2 separate regions of the Homo sapiens genome follow, and region 2 is linked to region 1. A link is an interaction called in ENCODE POLR2A ChIA-PET data of the cell type or tissue named here. Cell type or tissue: GM12878. All regions are shown on one strand. Each heading gives the region's core, and the rest is flanking DNA. Links, peaks and the distances in the headings are about the cores only. Region 1 has its middle 110 kb from the start of LINC02661. Region 2 overlaps LINC02661 (long intergenic non-protein coding RNA 2661).

The links. ChIA-PET counts read pairs that join two places held together with the same protein. Peaks named below come from ENCODE experiments on the same cell type or tissue, not always from the same donor. Only the 100,000 strongest peaks of a DNase experiment are listed, where the experiment ranks them.
Region 2: POLR2A ChIA-PET joins it to region 1 with 5 read pairs; 2 of 35 experiments call an interaction of 5 or more read pairs at or near these places.

The regions. Positions count from the first base shown.
Region 1 is chr10:108,592,832-108,595,655 of GRCh38, reverse strand. No RefSeq gene overlaps it. Among named protein-coding and RNA genes, the nearest start is that of LINC02661, 110 kb to the left of the region's middle. In GM12878, for the core only: no CTCF peak of the experiment used is centred there; a DNase peak (open chromatin) is centred at 1,045.
Region 2 is chr10:108,747,478-108,750,301 of GRCh38, reverse strand. The region is part of intron 2 of LINC02661 (long intergenic non-protein coding RNA 2661); the gene reads right to left. Among named protein-coding and RNA genes, the nearest start is that of LINC02661, 40 kb to the right of the region's middle. In GM12878, for the core only: no CTCF peak of the experiment used is centred there; no DNase peak of the experiment used is centred there.

The DNA of each region.
Region 1 (2,824 bases), core at 99-2,598:
GCTTGCTCAGAATAAATACATATAATATGTGCAGAATGATGTTCCATGTAAGCAGACATAAAATTATTTTTCCTCACTACCTCCCTGTCTCAACCCTTTAACTTTCTCTTAAAAAAGAAGACATATCAATAGAAGATATTAAAGTCATAAAGTCATCTCTAGGGGTTTCTCTGCCCCATGAACCCAAGGAAGCCAGAGCAGAGTAAGCCCTGAGCAGCTTCCATGGCTTCTATTTCATTTTACTGGACACATCTGTTGAGGCTGAATATGAAAAGGACATTGTATTACCCTGGGTAATACTTCTGTAATCAAAGCTTTTCAATATCACATCAGTCTACCAGCCTATCCTCTTGATGCCCATACTTGTATTTGGCAATGATTATTCAGTAAGGGATATCAAATACACAATTCCATGAATATATACAGTTTGTTCGTCAATTTAAAACTTTGTTTGACGTATAGAGCATTTAAGATACAATGAATCTCAAATCACAGCGATGCTCAAATTCTGCCATAATATTAGGTTCTAGGCAGCCCATGCCCCTGAAGGTTGGGCATTGTTTTTTTCCTGGGGTTAGGTCTGCCCAGCTTCTAGGCTAAAATGTTCAGTCAGCTGTCCTGTTTGAGGACCTGGTATAGACCCCCTGCTCTGTTCTGACCCTGTCTTCATGCTAGACTCTCAGAGTCCAAGCTCACTTGTCTTGAAGCAATTGATTATTCCCAGCATTTGCCTTTACAGCCCCTATCAGTCCTCTGACTGACAGGGTTCACAAAGGTGAACAAAATACAAGATCCCTAAACTCACAGAGCTTATAGGATAGACTGGAGACAGAAGTAATAGAATATTCATAATACTAAATGTACATTTGTTACCGTTATGAGTGTGTTAAAGGAGAGAAGCACAGCATTAAGGGATTTCACATAGGCTGGGGGGGTCAGGGAAGACTCACAATCGATCTGGATGCAGGTTTAGCTTCAAACATGTCAGCTGGGTGCGTGTTAGTGTCTCACACTAACATAAAAAGCCTGCTGCTACCAGCTCTTGTCTTCCTCTGGTAGCTGACAATGCAAATCATGCAGAAAGGAAGGAAGGACACATGACCTTGGGCACAACTGCAACCGACTCTTAGCCAGCAGCTCATCTTTTTCTTCTTGAATGCAGCTGCTGTGTGTGTGTGTGTGTGTGTGTGTGTGTGTGTGTGTGTGTGTCAGGGATGGTGGCGGTGGGGGCGGTGTTATTATAAGTATTGCTGCTGGGGAATGTATTGTCCACACGAATGTTTTCTTTAATAGGCATATTTCCTGCTTTTTCAGCACATAATGATGGATGTGGACCATAGTATCTTGAGAACATTTCCTGGGAGAATTTAGTAGTTGCATGAATTGAATGTGGAAGCATAATGAAGCAGGCTTTGTTAGAACTTCATGCTCTTATGTATACTTTACATTTTTCATAATGGGAGGGTGGAAAATGAAACCCATTTCAGTGGAAATCTGATACTTATGGTAGCACAATTCCAAACTAATAGTAAAGTAAAACTAAAATTGTTTCCTCTGTTTTAAAGTTTGTTCTACAGATAAATGTGACTGCCAGTTTATAAATAGCTAATTTAACAAATAAATTATCTTCGCTGAAAGACTTGCATTCTTTTTTTATCCTTTTTATTCTTTTAAATTTATCCTATTTTTCCACCAGAAGCAAATATAATGTAAATGTCAATGACTTCAGTGCATGCCTTTGCGTAGTCAGTTCTTAACCCCCTGCAAGTGTCCCTGATGTATTTTTTATATGAACATCTCCTCTTCTTCTGGAAGAGGAGTAATTCTATTACTAGAAATAGGGTAATTCTACTGTAATTATAACAGAGTTTTTGTTCTGTTCTCAGGCCATGATAAATATTATGTGTTAATTAGCCCATTTTTCCTCCACTTTCCTCAAATATAATATACCATAATATTTTTCATATATGAAACATTCAGCATGACACTAATAAAGAAGCCAACTGAAAATAATCACATTTCAGGAAATCAACCTAGTATCCGGCAAAAAGAAACAAAGATTCACCATTTAAAACAAAGAGTCCCATAAATATTAATAAACAAAATTGACCTGAGATAAAACCATTGACTCCTCTTCAGAGATATGAAAATCTGAACTTGCAAAAATAATTCAACAAGGTTTTCAGAGTCATGGTTATTCACAGAATCAAAGACTGCAGGGTTCCTTCAAAGATTGAGTTATCACAGTGCATTTTAAATAGAATTCAGTTTTCAAAATCTAAATCACCCCCAACTTTGCAGGAATGTAGCTATTACTCTCATATAAAGCAAAACCCAAATGATATTAAAATCTATAGCCTAGTAGGGTAGCTTCCACACTAGAGGAAGTCCCATAAATTTTAAGCATTATTTTTAATCATGGGCTATTTGAGTGCGAAGTTAATGTCTAGCACCAGCAATGTTCCCTCTAATAATCTCTCTGGCAGCCAGCCTTTTAGAGCTGTGGTTCTTCTTCTAATGTCCCCAGACAAAGAGAGTATTCATGAAGAGAGCAACTACATTTAAGAAAGATAATAGTGCAATAAAAGGATTTGTTTCTTATCTGGCATCCCCTTTATTCCTCCAGGAGTTTGCTGTTTAAAGTTACTTGAGTTTCATTCCTTTTTGTTCTTTGTTTGTCATTTGTTTGTCTCAGACATTTGCTTGTCATTTGTTTGTCTCTATCTTTTTCTGAAAATGATGAAAGCTATTGCTCATCAGAGGTTGTGTCATTAAAATAGGGTTGTTATACCCGAGGAAAGACTTCTTGATGCCGTTATCCCAG
Region 2 (2,824 bases), core at 141-2,640, 150 kb before region 1:
GCCTCCCGAGTAGCTGGGACTACAGGCGCCCGCCACCACCCCCAGCTAATTTTTTGTTTTTTTAGTAGAGACGGGGTTTCACTGTGTTAGCCAGGATGGTCTCGATCTCCTGACCTCATGATCAGCCCGCCTCAGCCTCCCAAAGTGCTGGTATTTGAGGCGTGAGTTGCCACGCCCAGCTGTTTTGTTTCTTTTTTAAGCCGTTTTTGGTTGGATATTTCTGATCGGAAACAGAATGAGTTTGACTAAATATAGCATATATTTCTTCCAGTTCTGGATCTATATTTTCTGCAGACCATTTAGTGGAATGGTGTTATGGTTGGGAATGCATACTCCTTTACATCCCAGTCTGGAATCGACATGAGTCTTTCTGAGTTTGAATTATCTAGATTGGAATTGGACTCTGGAACACTTAAAGTCTTACTTGTCTTTAGCTGAAAGATCTTGGGAAATGTTCCTTGTGTGATGACTACATTGAGTTCATTACTCTAGGGAGACCTAAGGCACCTGTGAATTTTTATAGCTGAATTTTGTTGCACCAGCAATTATACAAAGTTTTAAACTCTGCCTCATGAATCACTTGGACAACTTCTCCTTCACTAATAATAGCTGAGGATTCAGCTTCTGTTTGCCTTTCTTATTGAACATGTTAAGAAAAATGCATTTATGTGTCTGAGAGCTTTCTGACATTTGGTATATTTTCATTTATCTGCCCTCCAGGTTTTTTTTTTTTTTTTTGGTAGTTTTTGGTGGAAGTCTGACTACCCTAATGGATTACTTATGTAGTTATATATTTTTAAATGAAGTATAATAAAACTGGTTTTAAATAAAAATATAAAGCTACTTGAAAATAATAAAGATTAAATCAACATTTTAAACACCTCTTTATTAGGCTTTGAAATACTGCTGAGTTCATTTTTTTCTTTATCTCTCTTCAGCAGATTCAGTATGTTTTAATGATTAATTATATAAGCTATGTTTCATGATTCAGTAGAACTGTAATAACATTTTAGATGCACAATCATTTATCACCCAAGCAGAGAGGCACCTATTTTGTTCTCTAGTTTTCACTTCCTCCATTTAGTATAAATACCTAACCTTATAACCTTTCAAATTCAAATATCTCTGAATAGGAAGCTAAACTTACTTCAGATAAGAAGTTGAACTCAAATTATCTAAACACTCAATATGGGAATCATATTATCTACACTAAAAATTAGAACATTCCATGTGATAAATAATTATTGTTTGTTAATTGGTAAAATCAACATGAGGGTATAAAGCTTTATTACCCTCATGGAAATGAATACATTTGATGTAAAATGACGGCTGTATCACAAATTTCATTGTTTCATTTGTCTTAGCTGTTTTTACCTTTTTCTTGTCCTATTTTTTTCTACAGGTTTGATGTAAACATATTCAGCAAGTTCTATAGTTAAATACACTTGCTTAATACACATGAAGCAACTAAAGATAACGAAAGATAATTATGTGACACTTAGACATGTGTTCTAAATTAAGTACCTAATATGTGACCCAAACACCAATTGCATTGAGTCTTGACCTGAGCACCAGTTGCAGAGTCCTTAACCTAAGTTTATGATAAGCTTCAGTGAAATTATATGCATATCTACAATTATCTGTACATATACTTTTGTCTAATAAATTCTACTGACATAATGGTTTCTCCATTGGTAAAACCAAAAACAATAGATTTTATTTCCACTAAATTCCCTTCTACCTCTGAAATTCTGATCATTCATGTTGTGTGTACTGCTCCCTTCCCTTTTCCTTTCCTTCTTTAGATAATGTAGTCAAATTTCCTACTTTTAGAGATGAAAACAAATCTGACGGTTAATGACTCTCTACGTTGGGTTATGGTGATAGAATTGAGAAATGAGGAATAAATTCACTAAGCCAGAAAGAAAAGTTTGACTTTTTAACTAAGTGAAGGACTAGGTGCAACTATAGAGGTCCAGGAAATGGAGTCCAACATTGTAGAGTCGTAGAGATAATCAAAAAGTAGTGGGTCAAGGCAGAAAACAGTACAGAGAAATTCTTTTGAGGAGATATTATAGTGTGATGTCCCAGACTCATACAAACAGGCTGTGTTAAGGGACATGGAAGAGCCAGCTGTGTTTAGAGAGTATAGCAAAAAGCCCAAATAGATTGCTCTGCTGTTTCCCTTCCATCCTACTTCCTACACTTAGATTTTTTTCTCTGCAACAACAAATTCAAAAACTTCTTAAGAACCTAAAGCTTCTAGGATGAGATAGATGAACATAAATCAGGACAATTTTGGGCTTTGGCCGTGAAGTCATGGATTATCATCCCAAATAAAGAGAGAAGACTGAGATTGCAAATTCAAGTCAGAAACACATATGTGGTTCATTGAGCATCAGCTCAAAGCCTAGCCCCTCCGTTTCAGATAATGGAAAGGTGACATGTGTCTGAGAAGGGATCTCATGTAGAATTCAAGAGCTGCTTGCCGCCTGGATATCTGATATAGTGAGAGATAAGGTCTTTGAATGATGTCTTGGGGACGTTTCAACCACCAGGATTTAGATGATTGTCTAAGGTCATTAAGTAAACAAAATATGCGGGGGAAAATGGCATGGGATTTTGGAGGCCAAATGACACAAATTAAGTCAACAAAGTAATTTCATCACTAAGCAGCTTCCCCATGTGAAAAAAATGCAGATATTCATGGGGTTGGATTCAGGATTTAATTAGATGATACACGTGGCAGAACTTTGTAAAGCTCCTTATAAATGTTAGCTTATTTATTTAAAGGATAATATATTTGTCCTTCGGACTGGCAAGG